Regions from separate parts of the Homo sapiens genome. Here region 1 is linked to region 2. Evidence: read pairs that join two places in POLR2A ChIA-PET (ENCODE). Cell type or tissue: A673. All regions are shown on one strand. Each heading gives the region's core, and the rest is flanking DNA. Links, peaks and the distances in the headings are about the cores only. Region 1 has its middle 36 kb from the start of PHOX2A. Region 2 overlaps STARD10 (StAR related lipid transfer domain containing 10).

Evidence for each region. Peaks named below come from ENCODE experiments on the same cell type or tissue, not always from the same donor. Only the 100,000 strongest peaks of a DNase experiment are listed, where the experiment ranks them.
Region 1: POLR2A ChIA-PET joins it to region 2 with 5 read pairs; 1 of 35 experiments calls an interaction of 5 or more read pairs at or near these places.

Annotation. Positions count from the first base shown.
Region 1 is chr11:72,276,140-72,284,064 of GRCh38, reverse strand. It overlaps the pseudogene LOC401703. Among named protein-coding and RNA genes, the nearest start is that of PHOX2A, 36 kb to the right of the region's middle. In A673, for the core only: no CTCF peak of the experiment used is centred there; a DNase peak (open chromatin) is centred at 4,934.
Region 2 is chr11:72,774,190-72,781,448 of GRCh38, reverse strand. STARD10 (StAR related lipid transfer domain containing 10) reads left to right here. Exons shown (of 7, transcript NM_006645.3): 2 at 155-474. The coding sequence starts at 268. Among named protein-coding and RNA genes, the nearest start is that of MIR4692, 5.7 kb to the left of the region's middle. RefSeq lists an enhancer at 6,186-6,685. In A673, for the core only: no CTCF peak of the experiment used is centred there; no DNase peak of the experiment used is centred there; H3K4me3 peaks cover 195 bases.

The DNA of each region.
Region 1 (7,925 bases), core at 2,597-6,596, 500 kb after region 2:
GCACCTTGTATTTGGAATATTTGCTTCACTTCTTCATCTTAACTGTCCCCTAAAGACACAGCTTACTCTGGCTGTCCCCTAAGACTGCTTACCTGTAGCCCTCTTAGGCAGAGGCTGCTTTCATTGTTAGACCCAGAAGTGAGCCTCCACTGCTCCTCCTCAATTAGTTCTCATCCTTCCTCTCAGCTCTTTTGAATTCATCAGTTCGACTATACCAGCCTTTCTCTAATTGTCCTGCCTACTGATCTCCCAATCACTGTGTCACAGGGAAGATTTTAGTACCTGTGTCACTTTCTCTCTTCCCCAGCACATGCCATCATTCTTGGTGGCTTCAACCTTCCATGAATGACCTAAAGCCCTGCTCTCCTCACATTTAGTGGTCTTTTTTCTGCCCCTGCCCACCTAAATCACCTATGTTATGGTCACAGTCTAAATTTCATCACAAGTAATTAAACTTCCTCCGAAGCCCCTATCCCTCTCTAGCCAATTATCTTTCATCTTCCAGTTCACTTATATGAACTGGAGTACATTCTGTGTGTAATTCTGTGACCTTATTGATACTTCTAGTCCATTAACCCCAACCTTCTTATTGCCCATCTGATCCCTCTTTCTCCAAGTCCACTTAAATCTCAGGGCCCATCATTATAATCTCTCTCTTCCAAATATTCTCAGAATCTTCAGACTTAACCCAACAACAATATAGATCTTCCCAAACCTGTATTTTCAAAAAAAACTTCACGCTACGTAATGCCACCTATCCCTTGCACAGAGCAATTTACTCTTACAAAGATAAACATAGCAAAGTCTCATCAGTTGCTACAACTTGTTCCATATCAAGGATCTCTGTGTGATGAGCATTCTTCCTCTGGTTCTATCATAACCCTATTTAGATATATTTTAACCTGTGGGCAAAATTGAGAAGTCAACCAACACAATCTACATAAAATACTAGGGCAAAGCGAGGAAAAGGAAGGAAAAAAGAGAAAAAAGTATGGCAGATTAAGCACTATATAGTATGCTCCCCACCTTAGACACCCCCCACACACACAAAAAAAAAGAGTAAAATAATTTTTTAAAAGGTAAATACCCAGAGGATTCTGGGAAGATGCCAGAGTAGGAAGCATCAGGAATCTGTCTCCCCACCCAGACAATTACAGTGGCAGAATTTGTCTGATGTAACTATTTTGGAGCTCTGGAGTCTATTGGAGTTCTGCGACTTCCCAGGGAAGGCTTAGATGATAAATTGTGGTTAATTTTGTTCAATTTCAACTCTTAGCACAGTAACAACTACCCATCCCCCACCTCCCAGCCCCATGGCAGGCAGCTGTGCACGTGTTCCTAGAACAGCTGGAATGCAGCTTCCAGGAGCCAGGAGGGGCAAAAGGACCCTGTCTTTCAAATACTTAGGATCTGTGCTCTGATTGCTACTTCTGATCACAGGCATAAAAAGAGGCAGAGACCATTATTCTTATACCTCCTCCCATTGTAGCAAGCCCCTCTGGCTGAAGTGCTGTCTAGGATTAATGTGCTTGCACCCTTCCCTCCCTCTTCATTTTTCTCTTTTACTTCCTGTTGGTAGCCAGACATTTAAGACTAGGATATTCAAAAGCAATTGCATATACTGGGAAATTTAGAAAGTAATCATAATGTCTTAGAGAAGATGCAGAGTTAGTAATTTTTGTATTTTTAGTAGAGATGGGGTTTCACCATGTTGGCCAGGCTGGGCTCAAACCCATGACCTCAGGTGATCCACCTGCCTCAACTTCCCAAAGTGTTGGGATTGCAGGCATGAACCACCACTCGCAGTCAACTTTAAATGTTAATGGGTTAAACTCTCCAATCAAAAGGCAAAGATTGTCAGAATTGATTTTAATAACATAATCCAACAATATGCTGTCTACCAGAGTCTCACTTTAGCTCCAAAGAGACAAATAGATTGAAAGTGAAAGGATGGAAAAAACATATTCCACGCAAATAGTAACCAAAAGAGAGCAGGAATGCTTATACCAACATCAGACACTATACACTTCAATTTTTTAAAGACATTTTTTAAAAATTTACAAGAGAAAAGAACATTATATTATTATTTTTTAAGACGAGGTCTCTGTGGCCTAGGCTGGAGTGCAGTGGCATGATCACAGCTCACTGCCATCTCAACCACCTGGGCTTAAGCGATCCTCCCACTTCAGCCTCCCAAGTAGCTAGGACCACAAACATGTACCACCATGCTCAGCAAATATTTTTAATTATTTGTAGAGATGAGGTATCACTATGTTGCCCAGGCTGGTCTCAAATTCCTGGGCTCCAGCTATCCTCTTTCCTTGGCCTCCTACACTGCTGGGATTACAGGCATGAGCCATGGGGCCCAGCCAAGAATATTATAAATACAAGGTTTAATACAGGAATAAGATACAACAATTATGAAAATTTATATACCTAAAAAGACCATCAAAATACATGAAACAAAAACTGGCAGAACTAAAGGGAGAAATAGAAAGTTCTACAATAATAGTTGGAGTCTTCAATACCCTACTCTCAGTATTAGATAGAAGAACCAGAAAGAAGTAAGGAAATAAAGGATTTAAACACGACAATAAACCAACGAGATATAATGAGCATATACAGAACACTGTGCTCAACAACAACAGCATATACATTCTTCTCAAGTGTACACAGGACATTTTTCAGGATAGACCATATGTTAGGCCACAAAATGCCTCAATAGAATCTATTTATTTATTACTGTTATCACAACAAATTTTATTCAAAAAATTAACTTTGTGGTTTGTTGTTGTTGTTTTAAAAAAAAATTCCCCTTATGATCTGGTTTGGTCAATCAACCACAACACTTTCTAGCAGACATATGGTAGAAATGGCATGGCTCAGAATTGCCCTGATCTTTCATGATCCCTCAACCACCTCCTGTCACGCTCCCGCCTGCCGCCGCCTCCACCACCGCCACCGCCATGGTCTCTAGACCGAGAACTACGCTCCCGGGACTGGGATCTTGATCTATGCTTCTTCGGATGGCACCCATACAGCTCCCGCCTCAGCTCTCTGGAAATGAGCTTCAAATGCATGAAGTTGCAGAAGCTGCCTTGTGTGCATTCTCCCATCTCATACTGACTGCAGCAGGCTTCTCTGAAGTCGGTCACAGGCGACAGCTCGGCGTGGATTGGCTGTCCGTTAAACCAACGGTTATACAAGTCAATCACAGCCTTTTCCGCATCTTCCTCACGGCGAAAGGACGTACACGTTCTACACGTTCCCCACCAGGTGGTCTCCCTGGTTGTCACAGACGTTCATCTCTTCAACTTCCCCATACTTCTCCTCCATTTCTGTAAAAAACTCTCAAAAGGCCTGGCACGGTGGCTCATGCCTGTAATCCTAGCACTTTGGGAGGCCGAGGCGGGCGGATCACGAGGTCAGGAGATCGAGACCATCCTGGCTAACACGGTGAAACCCTGTTTCTACTAAAAATACAAAAAATTAGCCGGGCGTGGTGGCGGGCGCCTGTAGTCCCAGCTACTCGGGAGGCTGAGGCAGGAGAACGGCGTGAACCCAGGAGGCGGAGCTTGCAGTGAGCCGAGATAGCGCCACTGCACTCCAGCCTGGGCAACAAAGCAAAACTCCATCTCAAACAACAACAACAACAACAACAACTCCTCAAAAAATTCATCATAGTGTTCCTGCATCTCAACATCGCTCATGGCACAGCGCAAACCATCAGCAGACAGGGAAGAGTTTTGAGGGTTACCGTAAATGTTCAAGAGGGCAATGGTCTGTCTAAACGTCCGTTTATTGTGCAACCGAGAGCACCTGTCTCCATGACAACATGCTCCAATTCTGAAATAAAATGAACAGCTGACTTTGTCTTTCCCAGTGCCGAAGATGGAAGCCAGATACTCCGCCATTTCCCACCCACCACCCGCCATCACCACCGCCGACACTGCTGCCAACGCAGCCCTAGAATTTAAAACATAGATATCAAAGCATTTTCTCTGACAGAGCAAGATAAATTAGAAATCAGTAACAGTAGTAAAATGGCAAAAATTCATAAAATTATGAAAATCAAACAATGAATTGAAGAAATCACAAGAGACATTAGAAAATACTTACAGATACATGATAATGACCTGTAACTTTATGCACCACACCAAAACTTATGGAATGCAGTGAAAGCAGTGCTAAGGAGGAAATTTATAGCTATAAATGCTTACATTAAAAAAAAAGATCTCAAACAACAACCTGCAATTTAAGGAACTAGAAAAACAAAAACAAACTAAACTCAAAGCCAACAGAAGGAAGGACATAATAAAGATGAGAAGAGAAATAACATAAGAACAGGAAAACAACAGAGAAAATCAATGAAACTAGAAATCGATTCTTTAAAAAGATCAATAAATTGACAAACCTTTAGCTAGAGGGACTAAGCAAAAGAGGGAGAAGAGTCAAATTACTAAGATCAGAAATGAAAGCAAGGGCATTATTAGTGACTCTACAGAAATAAAAAGGATTATAAGAGAGTGCTATGAACGATTACATGCCAACAAATTGGATAACCTGGATGAAACTGATAAATTTTTACAAACACAAAACCTATCACAGCTAAATCACAAAGAAATAGAAAATCTGAATAAACCTATAACTAGCAAGGAGATTGAATGAGTAATAAAAAGTCTCCTGAGAAATGAAAGCTCTGGAACTGATGCACTGCTGAATTCTACCCAACATTTAAAGAACTAACACCAATCCTTCTCAAACCTAAAAAAAAAAGGAGATAACACTTTCTAACTCATTCTATGGGGCCCTGATACCAAAGCCACACAAAGACACTACAAGAAAAGAAAACTACAAGCCAATATCCTTTATGAGCACTGATGCAAAAATACTCAACAAAACACTAGCAAACCACATTTAGCAGCATATTAAAAGGATTATACACCATGACCAAGTAGGATCTATTCCTGGAATGCAAGGATGATTCAACATACAAGAATTTATCAATGTTTCCATAGTAATCTACAGAGTCAGTGCAATCCCTATCAAAATCCCAATGATGCTTTTAGCAGAAATAGAAAAACCCATCCTAAAATTCATATGGAACTTCAAGGGACCCTGAATCATCTTAAAAAAAGAAGAACAAAGCTGGAAGACTCATACTTCCTGACTGGAAAACTTATTACAAGCTGTAGTAATCAAATAGTATGATACTGGCATAAAGACAGACATATAAACCAATTGAATAGAATACACAGCCTAGAAGTAAATGCTTGCATATATGAACAAATGATTTTTTATATGGGTGCCAAGATTATTCAATGGGGAAAAAAACAGTCTTTTAACAATCGGTGCTGGGAAATATGGATATCCACATGCAAAAGGATAAATTTGGACCCTTATCTAACCATATACAAAAATCAACTCAAAATGGAACAAAGACCTAAATGTAAGACCTAAAAGTATAAAATTCTAAAAGAAAATATAGGGCTAATCTTTACAACTGTGAATTTGACAGTGATTTCTTGGAAATGACACCAAAGGCACAGGCAACAAAAAATAAATAAATTGGGGCTCATAAAAATTTTAAAAATCTGTGCAATGAAAGACACTATCTAGAGAGTAAAAAGGCAACCCACAGAATTGGAGAAAATATTTGCAAATTACACATATGATAAGAGATTAATATCCACACTATATAGAGAACTCATAAATCTCAACAGTGAAAAAACAAAACAACATGATTTAAAAATGGAGCCAGGCATGGTGGCTCATGCCTGTAATCCCAACACTTTGGGCGGCTGAGGTGGGTGGATCACCTGAGGTCAGGAATTGGAGACCAGCCTGACCAATATGGTGAAACCCCGTCTCTAATAAAAATACAAAAAAATTAGCTGGGCGTGGTGGCATGCGCCTGTAGTTCCAACAACTCAGGAGGCCTGGACAGGAGAATTGCTTGAACCTGGGAGGCGGAGGTTGTGGTGAGCCGAGATCGCGCCACTACACTCCAGCCTGGGCAACAGAGCGGAACTCTGTCTCAAAAAAAAAAAAAAAAAAAAATGGCAAAGAGCTGGGCGCAATGGTTCACGCCTGTAAGCCCAGCACTTTGAGAGGTGGAGGTAATCAGATTGCTTGGGACCAGGAGTTTTGAGACCAGGTTGGACAATATAGCAAAACCCCACCTCTACCAAAAATACAAAAAAATTAGCTGGGCGTGGTGGGGCATGCCTGTGGTCCCAGCTCCTTGAGAGGTTGTGGTGGAAGGATTGCTTGAGCCCGGGAGATGGAGGTTGCAGTGAACAGAGATCATGCCACCACACTCCCTCCCGGTTGACACAGTAAGACCCTGTATCAATTTTTTCAATAAAAAATAATTTAAAATGGGCAAAGGATTTGAATAAATATTTTTCCAAAGAATATATACAAATGGCCAATAAGCACAAAAACACATACTCAACATCAGTAATCATTAGGGAAATGTGAATCAAAACTACAATGAGACACCACCTCAGACCATTAGGATGTTTGCAATTTTTAAAAATCAGAAAATAACAAGTGTTGATGAGGGTTTGGAGAAGTTGGAACCCTTTTGCACTGTTGGCGGGAATGTAAAATGACACAGCCACTGTCGAAAACAATATGGAGGTTCTTAAAACAATTACATATGTAATTATCATATAATCCAGCAATTTCATTTCTGGGTATATAACCAAAAGAATTGAAAGCAGAGTCCCAAAGAGATATTGTATACCCATATTCCATAGAGCAGCGTTATTCACAATAGCTAAAACATGGAAGCAACACAAGTATCCATCAACAGATAACAGATAAGCAAAATGTAGTATATACATACAATAGAATATTATTCAGTCATAAAAAAGAAGGAAATTCTAACATATGCTACAATATGGATGAACCTTAAGGACATTATGCAAAGTGAAATAAGCCAGTCACAAAAAGACAAAGTTGGCCAGGCATAGTGGCTCACATCTGTAATCTCAGCACTTTGGGAGGCTAAGGTGAAAGCATTGCTGGGGCTCAGAAATTCAAGATCAGCCTGGGCAATATAGCAAGACCCCTTCTCTACAAAAACATGAAAAAAATTAGCTGGGTATGGTAGCACTTGCGTGTGATGCCAGCTACCGGGGAGGCTGAGGTAGAAGGGTCACTTAAGCCTGGGAGGTTGAAGTTGCAGCGAGCCATGATCACACCACTGCACTCCAGCTCATGCAACAGAGTGAAACTCTGCCTCACACACACACACATACAAATTAACAAAAAAGACAAATATTGTATGATTCTACTTATATGAAGTACACAGAATTGTTAAGATCACAGAGACAGAAGGTAGAATGGTGGTTTCCAGAGTCTGTGGAGACGAAGGAATAGGAAGCTACTGTTTCATGGGTATAGAATTTCTGTTTTTCAAGATGAAAAGAATTATGAAGATGGACGGTGGTGATGGTTGCACAAAATATGAAGTGTATTTATTTATTTTTGGAGATGGAGTTTTGCTCTTGTTGTCCAGGCTGGAGTGCAATGGCGCGATCTCAACTCACCACAACCTCCGCCTCCCAGGTTCAAGCAATTCTCCTGCCTCAGCCTCCCTAGTAGCTGGGATTACAGGCATGTGCCACTACGCCTGGCTAATTTTGTATTTTCAGCAGAGGCGGGGTTTCTCCATGTTGGTCAGGCTGGTCTCGAACTCCCGACCTCAGGTGATCTGCCCGCCTCAGCCTCCCAAAGTGCTGGGATTACAGGCATGAGCCACCATGCCCGGCCTTAAAGTGTATTTAATACTGCTGTACTATACATGTATAAATGGTTACGATGGCAAATTTTACATTATGTATATTTTTTCACAATTTTTAAATGTGGAAAAAAAGTAATTACCCATGAGGACAAAAAGAATAGAAAGAGTCAAG
Region 2 (7,259 bases), core at 76-4,075:
TCCTCGGGAGGGGGACCCCGAGGCTGTCCAGCGCCCGTCCGCCCTTCCCTGGGGCCAGCCCCTACCTCTCTCCAGCTCCCCACCCGCCAGGACCCCGAACAGCCCCACCCGCGCCCCCAGCGCACTGATTCCCGTCCCCAAACCGGTCTTGCAGGTCCCAGGAAGGTGGCGTCAGCATCTGCAGCCGCGTCGACGTTGTCGGAGCCTCCGCGGAGGACCCAGGAGAGCCGGACTAGGACCAGGGCCCTGGGCCTCCCCACACTCCCCATGGAGAAGCTGGCGGCCTCTACAGAGCCCCAAGGGCCTCGGCCGGTCCTGGGCCGTGAGAGTGTCCAGGTGCCCGATGACCAAGACTTTCGCAGCTTCCGGTCAGAGTGTGAGGCTGAGGTGGGCTGGAACCTGACCTATAGCAGGGCTGGGGTGTCTGTCTGGGTGCAGGCTGTGGAGATGGATCGGACGCTGCACAAGATCAAGGTAGGGTTGCCCGCTATACCTGCAGCCTCCACTGCACCCTTACTGCCTCTCTCCCGGAGTCTCCTGGTCCTCTCTCCGGGCTAGACACCTGGCTGTATATCTGGGCCCAGAGAGAGTCTCCTTCCAGGGACCGGGAGGAGACACAGTCTGCTGGGCCAAGCCCCATCACACAGATGGGCCAACCGAGGCCTGGAGAGCAGGAGTGACTCACCCTGCCTCTCTCAGCTGGAACCCAGGCTTCTGCATGCCCCTGCCTGTTCCAGGGATCTGGGCTGCTGCCAGGCCCTTCTAGGAGAGTGGTCTCCCTCAGGGACCCCTCTGCTGGGGAAGCCTGCACCTGGTTCCTGACTTGAGTTACTCCAGGTGGGAGACTGGGCCCTTCTCTCCCTGATTCCTGGTTCTCAGCCTGAGCTGGGTCTCCTTCCCCGCTTTCTGCACCCTGGGTTGCCCAGGACCCGATTCCTTACTGCCCGATGCCCTGCTCTTGCTCTTTCCCTTCCCTCCCTCCCTGGCTGCTCCCTTAGCCTCCTGCAGGGACTCAGGATTGTGGCTGGCAGATCCTGAAGGCAGGGCTCCAATACCCCTGCCTTGCACAGAGCCAGGCTACAGGTGGGCTGGGGAAGGAAGGGGCCTGGGGTCAAGGGAAGCCAACATAGGGAGCAGTTGCAGACACATCAGTCGCTCACAGCCATCTCCCCTGCTCTTCCCAACCCCACAATTCTCCTCTCTTTGCCGTGCAGGGCAGGCTTGGGGTTTGGGACCCTGGGAACGCATATCCCCCAGGGGACCAGATGGGGCAGGGGCTCGTGAAGACTCTGGTTTAAGGGCCTCAATAGCTGCCCCCAACACATCTGATGTTGCTGTGGGTGCTGCATTTCCAGGGCTGGTAGGTCCCCTTGCAATGGGCTCTGGCAATAGGCTGTGCCCTTCGCCTTCCTCTTCCTTGCCTTCTCCCTTCTGCTATCCTCCTGGAAATGTGGAGGAGTCCACCCTCCCCTTCTGCCTGGGACCTAGTCTCAGACTTAGTTCAGGCATGTATCTTGGCCCCTTACCAAGACCTGAGATGTCTGACCTTTCCCCTCTGACCCTGAGCCCTTCTGCCTCACTTTGTCTTAATCATTTACATATAGTTCTGTCCATCCCCACACGATTATCTGCTTTTCACTTTCTGCCTCCCCTTCTCCCCTCTGACTCTGTCTGCACCTTGGCCATCTGACTGTTTTTCCCTCTGGGTTTCCATGTGTGTCTCCCACTTTGGGATTCGCTGCCCAGGGCCTCAGAACCTGTGTCTGAGCCTGAGGAGCAGGGATGGGGAAGGCAGCTGGCATGTCCCAGCTGGTTGTTCCCTGAGAGCAGGGACAGGTCTCCTATCCTTTTTTCTTTTTTTTTTGAGAAGCCTCACTCTGTCTCTCAGGCTGAAGTGTAGTAGCGAGATCTTAGCTCACTGCAATCTCCACCTCCCAGGTTCAAGTGATTCTCCTGCCTCCCAGCAGTAGCTGGGACTGCTGGTGCACACCACCACACTCAGCTAATTTTTGTATTTGTAGTAGAGATAGGGTTTCACCACATTGGCCAGGCTGGTCTTGAACTCCTGACCTCAAGTGATCCACCCGCTTCAGCCTCTCAGGTCCTGTCCTCTTTGCGTCCCCAGCATCCAACACAGTTAGAGCAGGGATATTGGTGGAAGAGAGGGGGGAGGAAAGAACCAAGGAACAAATTGAATGAAAGGTGAGAAGGGAATTCACGAGAGCCTGACTGTGACCTGGGAAAGGCTTCAGGCGGGCAGTGCACACTGGGGGAGAAGTGTAGTTTCCCCACCAAGCTGGCACTCCAGAAAGTCAGAGGAGGAGGGGTCTGAACTGAGGCCAGTACTCCCACCCTCTGTGTCAATAGGGCGGAGCTACCTCCTCCATCTGGCTTGGTTAATGAATAAACCCTACCCAGCCCAGGCCTGGAATTGGTGGGTCTGGGGCCAGGCTGACTGCAACAGACCACTCGTGGCCAGATCAGACTTGTCAGGTGGCCTTCCTTGTGGGTGGCGGGGACTTGGAAAAACTGGGGTGTTGTAGGCTTCTGGACAGGCATACACCCTGGGCAGCCAGGACCCTACCCTCCTTTTCTTTCAGACTGAACAGATGTTGGAGGTGCCAAAGAGCCCTTGGTAATCCCTATGTCATACCCCTCCTGCCCCTGGGATGCAGGCAAGGATACTGGGGCTCAGAGAGGGGCAGGGACCTGCCTAGAGTCACACAGCTGTCTCAGCAGAGCTGGGTCTGGAACCCAGATCTACAGCATCTTGGCAGTCCTCCTGCCTTGCTTCTCCCTGCAGGGTGCCTCCCCAGCTTTGCTCCCTACAATGGAGAGAGGGTGGGGAGAGGAGGTGAGCAGAGCCCAGACCCAGGAAGGAGGCTGGGACCCTGGTTATGGGCACCCCAAGGTGCCAGCTCCCACTCCTGATCCTCTCAGCACAGCTAGTTGGAGCTCTGGGAGAGATGGACAGAGGCCTGTGAGCTTCCCATCCCCAAGATTGCAGGACTCCCAGGTTCCATGCAGATAATCCCATTTCTGATAATGAGAGCCCTGCTCTGAGCCAAGCATTTCTCCCCATCATCTAATTTACCCCGAGGCTAGTCTGGGGCAGTGTAGTCTTGTCTCTGTGTTACAAACAAAGAAACTGAGGCTGAGTGAGGTAATGTTATTTGCCTAAGGTCATGCCACAGCTGAGGCAAGAGTGGAACCCATGCCAGCCTGGCTCCAGAGCCCCTGCCCCTCTCCACATGGGCTCGCATCTTAGTCAACACTGTGGCCTTTAACCCCATCAATAACTCTTTGAAGGCCTGGAGGACGCGTTGTTCTCATCATCCTATTCTTGTTTGATGGATGAGAAAGCCGAGGCCCACAAAGGGGAGTGGCTTGCCAAGGTCACCCAGCAGGTCTGGAGCCAGAATCCCTGGGGATGACTGGGTCACTCCAGGAGGCTGGGACTCAACTGCAGGTGTTTGCTGAGCTTCTGCCCCCCTTTCCCCCTCCCCTCTCCTGCCTCAGCCTGCTCTGGGCCTGTCCCCAGAGCTGGGAAAGCCAGCTGACCCCTGGACATGCCCCGTGCTCCTGATCCCAGGGTGGGGGTGGGACTCCACCTAGCTATCTACCTGATTCAATTCCTCTTCCTCATCTCTCTTCCCCTTACCTGGGTCCAGAGGTCCCTGGAAGCCACTGTGGCTCAAGGCCCAGTAGTTGGAGCCAGGACAAAGAGAAAGGGGCTGTTGGAGGCCACCTCCACCCCTTCCCTCCCTCCTGGCCTCCAGCCTGACCTGGCCCCAGGGCTGCACTGTGCTCTGAATACTGGAAAAGAGACAGACACTACCTCCTGACAGTTCAGTCCCTGTCCCAGGGACAGATGCTGAATGTGGATCCTGGGTACAAGGCAGGGGGCAGCTTGGAGCCTGAACTCAGGTCTCTCAAAGCCCAGGTCAGCTTCCTCATGGCACCTGTATTGGTGTGAGAAACGGGAGACCAAGAGCTTCTGTCAGTCATTCAACCAGGGCCAGCTGGGGTCCAGTCCTGGCTGTTGCATGTGACCTTGGGCACATTCCTGCCCCTCTCTGGGCTGCTTGCCCGTCTGTGCCATTGGGCCCTCTTGGCTCCAAGAGCCTCTGAACTCAGCACCCAGCTGGGGAGAGATGAGGAGCAGGCAGACAGCAGAGGACGTGGCCTGTGAGGCCCTGGCCTGGATGCTCACGTGCTCTGTTCTCCTGAGGCTGGCCGCATGAGAGGCAGGGGAGACCTGCGTATCTCCTCAGAGGTCTTCAGACCCTGGTGGAGAGAGGACAGACAGTTCCAGGTGACCTCCTACCCACTGCACAGGCAGCCTTGGGGCAGGAATGAGGCCTGATAAGAGCCTGAGCCCATGACAGGAGAGACCTGGCCCTGGAGCAGGTGTGGGAGGGGGTGTGGCTGAGAGCCTGAGGCTCTGCTGGCCACAGGAAGCTGGGCAGTGGGGACCTGTCTCCTCTGACTTCCTGTCCTGCTGCTCCTCCCCTTCCCCTTTGGGAAAAGCTCAGGCGGCCCCTCCCAGCCCTGTCTCACTGTCCACCTACCCCACACCACAGGCCACCTGGGTTCCAGACACCAAAGCCAGTGCTCAGCTCATGACCCCTCAGCACCTCACCCTCTCACCCTATGAAATGCCAGATGGCTCAGGGGTCTCCAAGGCCCTTCCCACTCTTACTAGTCTCTGGGACTTAAAAGGGTCATGGGGAAGGTCAGGGCCACGTGTGGGACAGGTCTCCTTAATCCCATCAAGCAGATGTGGAAACTGAGGCTCAGAGCAGGAATTCACTTGTGCACAGCCAAACAGCCGGACATGGCTGAAGCTAGATCAGGACCTAGGTCCTTGACTCGCCAAGGCTGAGATCTCGCCACTCCCTTGGGCTGGGTTATTAACATGATTGGGCCCGTGGGTCTCCCTGTGCTGTGTCATTGTGGGAGGGCACCTTAGAGGAGACCCAGCTGGGCAAGAGTCCAGTCCTCACTATGTGACTTTGGGGGTCATTTCACCTTTCTGGGTCAGTCTTCTTATCGGCGGTGGCAGGCGCATGACTTCATCTAGTTTTAGGGCCTTGGACTGGGTCAGTTCAGGCTCTAGCTTGGCTCTGCCTGCTGTGGGGCACAGTTTCCCCATACAGGAAGTTGCTGGGCAGGTGGTCTGTAGAGGCTGTCCTAACCTTAGGCCAGCGTAGGGGAGGCTGCCCTGCTGGACACAGAGTGAGGATGGTGGCTAAGGTCTTGCCAGTCTATGCCATCAGAGAGGTCCCTAGAAGGGGATCCAGAATCCAGGGTTAGGCCCTGAGCTGCCTGGTTCCAGCTCTGACTTGGCATGGGGGGACCTGGAAGAAGTAGTTCCAGAGCTGTCCTTGGGGAACAGGCTCCCAGAGAGCATGACCCCAGGTAGTCAGTGTCTAGACTTTGGGTTGGAGGAGCTCAGACAAGGGAAAGATCAGAGGTGGCTGGAGGTGTTAGGGAAGTCTTCCTGGAGGAGGTGCCTGGTTTGGGTTGAGGATGTTGGGGAAAGAACACCAGGATCCAGAGTCCTCGCTGTGTGGCCCTGGGCAAGTTCTCTGCCTGGGACTCAGCTTCCTTATCTGCCCTGCCTGTCTTCAGAGACTTCATTCATTCACACATTCAGCAAGCATCCATCATTACCCTCTTTCTGCTTGGCCCTGTGCTGGAGGTGGGGGATGGAGAGGGCAATCAGATCCAAGCCCTGCCCTCAAGGAGCCTCCAGCTGGGTGCTGAGACACACACTTGTCACAGGAGCTCTGGAAATCCAGAGAGGGCATCTGAATCAGCCTTGGGGGTCAGGGAAGGAACTCCACGGAGGAGGAATGTTCAGGTGATCCTTTTGGGTGGGGAATGAAGATTACAAGTTTGATCGTGTCGGGAGCATTCCATACAGAGCAGCAGCTGTGCAAAGGCCCAGAGGTGGATCACAGGGTAGTACATTTGGAGAATGGGAGGTGGTTCAGTGCAGGCTCAGAACTCAGGGGGCTGGAGGTGATTAGAGAGCTAGACCGAGGCCCCACGCCTTGAGTCTTAGAGGCTCTGGGGTGCCAGGGGAAGGTTTTAGACAGGGAGACTGGTAAGAGGGCGCTGCTGCTGTATTTGTCTGGGCAGAGGTGCCAAGGCCCACCTTAAAGCCAGGTTGTGGGGAATGGAGCAAGGGATGGAATCCAGAGAGCCTTAGGCATGATCATGGACGGGATATGATGGTTATAGCATAACTCTTTGCGATGTGCGCACTGTGAAGTGTTGTGCAGGCTGGGATGCAGGACGGCATGGATGTACAGCCATCCTGTACATGGATGGGGCCTGCATCCTAAGCAGGCCAAGGAACCCTTATGAGCCAGAGTGGAGTGGAGGGTGCCTCCAGGCTGTGTCCCTGCTGGGACTAGAGAAGCCCTCAGCCCCCAGGCTGGCTCTGTGCCCTCCACACCCAGCTGCCCAGGCTCCCGCTTTTAAACTTTAACGAGCCCCAGCTCAGTTTCCAGCCGAGAGTCTTTAAAGTTTCAGGAGATGAGAGAAAGGGAGTCCTGGAGACAGATGGGTTTTCTTTCTTCCCCTGCATCTCCATGCCTGGCTGGGCCACTTGGAGCCAGGGCTGTGGATGCCGTGACCCCAGAGGCCTGTGCTCTGTGGGGCTCCGGGGCCTCTGCGGGGCTGTTCCAGTTTGTTCCCGAGGAGCAGGAGACCTGGCCTGGGTGCCTGGTTGCCACTGAGGATAGATGGGGATAGAAACCTTATTTCAGCCCCGATCCCTCACCTTTGCCCCTGACTGGGCAGATGGTGGTGCTCTGGCAACAGGTTGGGGAAAGCAGCTCAGACTACGTGTTGGGCTTGAGACAGCCCCACCCCTCCTGGTGCCTCCCTTCATCCCCTCTGGCATGCTTGGACTGGCCTTGATGCCCTGGGGCCCCTGGAGACTCAAAAGTATGGGCAGCAGAGGGTACCATGCCAATCACAGTAGATTCCTTTCACCTGTCTTTAAAGAGAGCCTGGGGCAGGTGGCACGGGGCAGGTGGCACAGGGCAGCTGGAGCTGTTCTCTGGGGCTTTAGCATAACCATTGCCTTCCTGCCCCTCAGCCTGGGCTCCCTGAAGGCAGGTACTTGCCACCTCTGATGCTTCTCTGGAATCCTATGTCCTGGGGTCAGTGAGCAATGTCTGCACATATATACTGCCTCCTGCTGCCTAATGGGAAGTAGGGGGTGACTGCCACCTCTGCTCTCC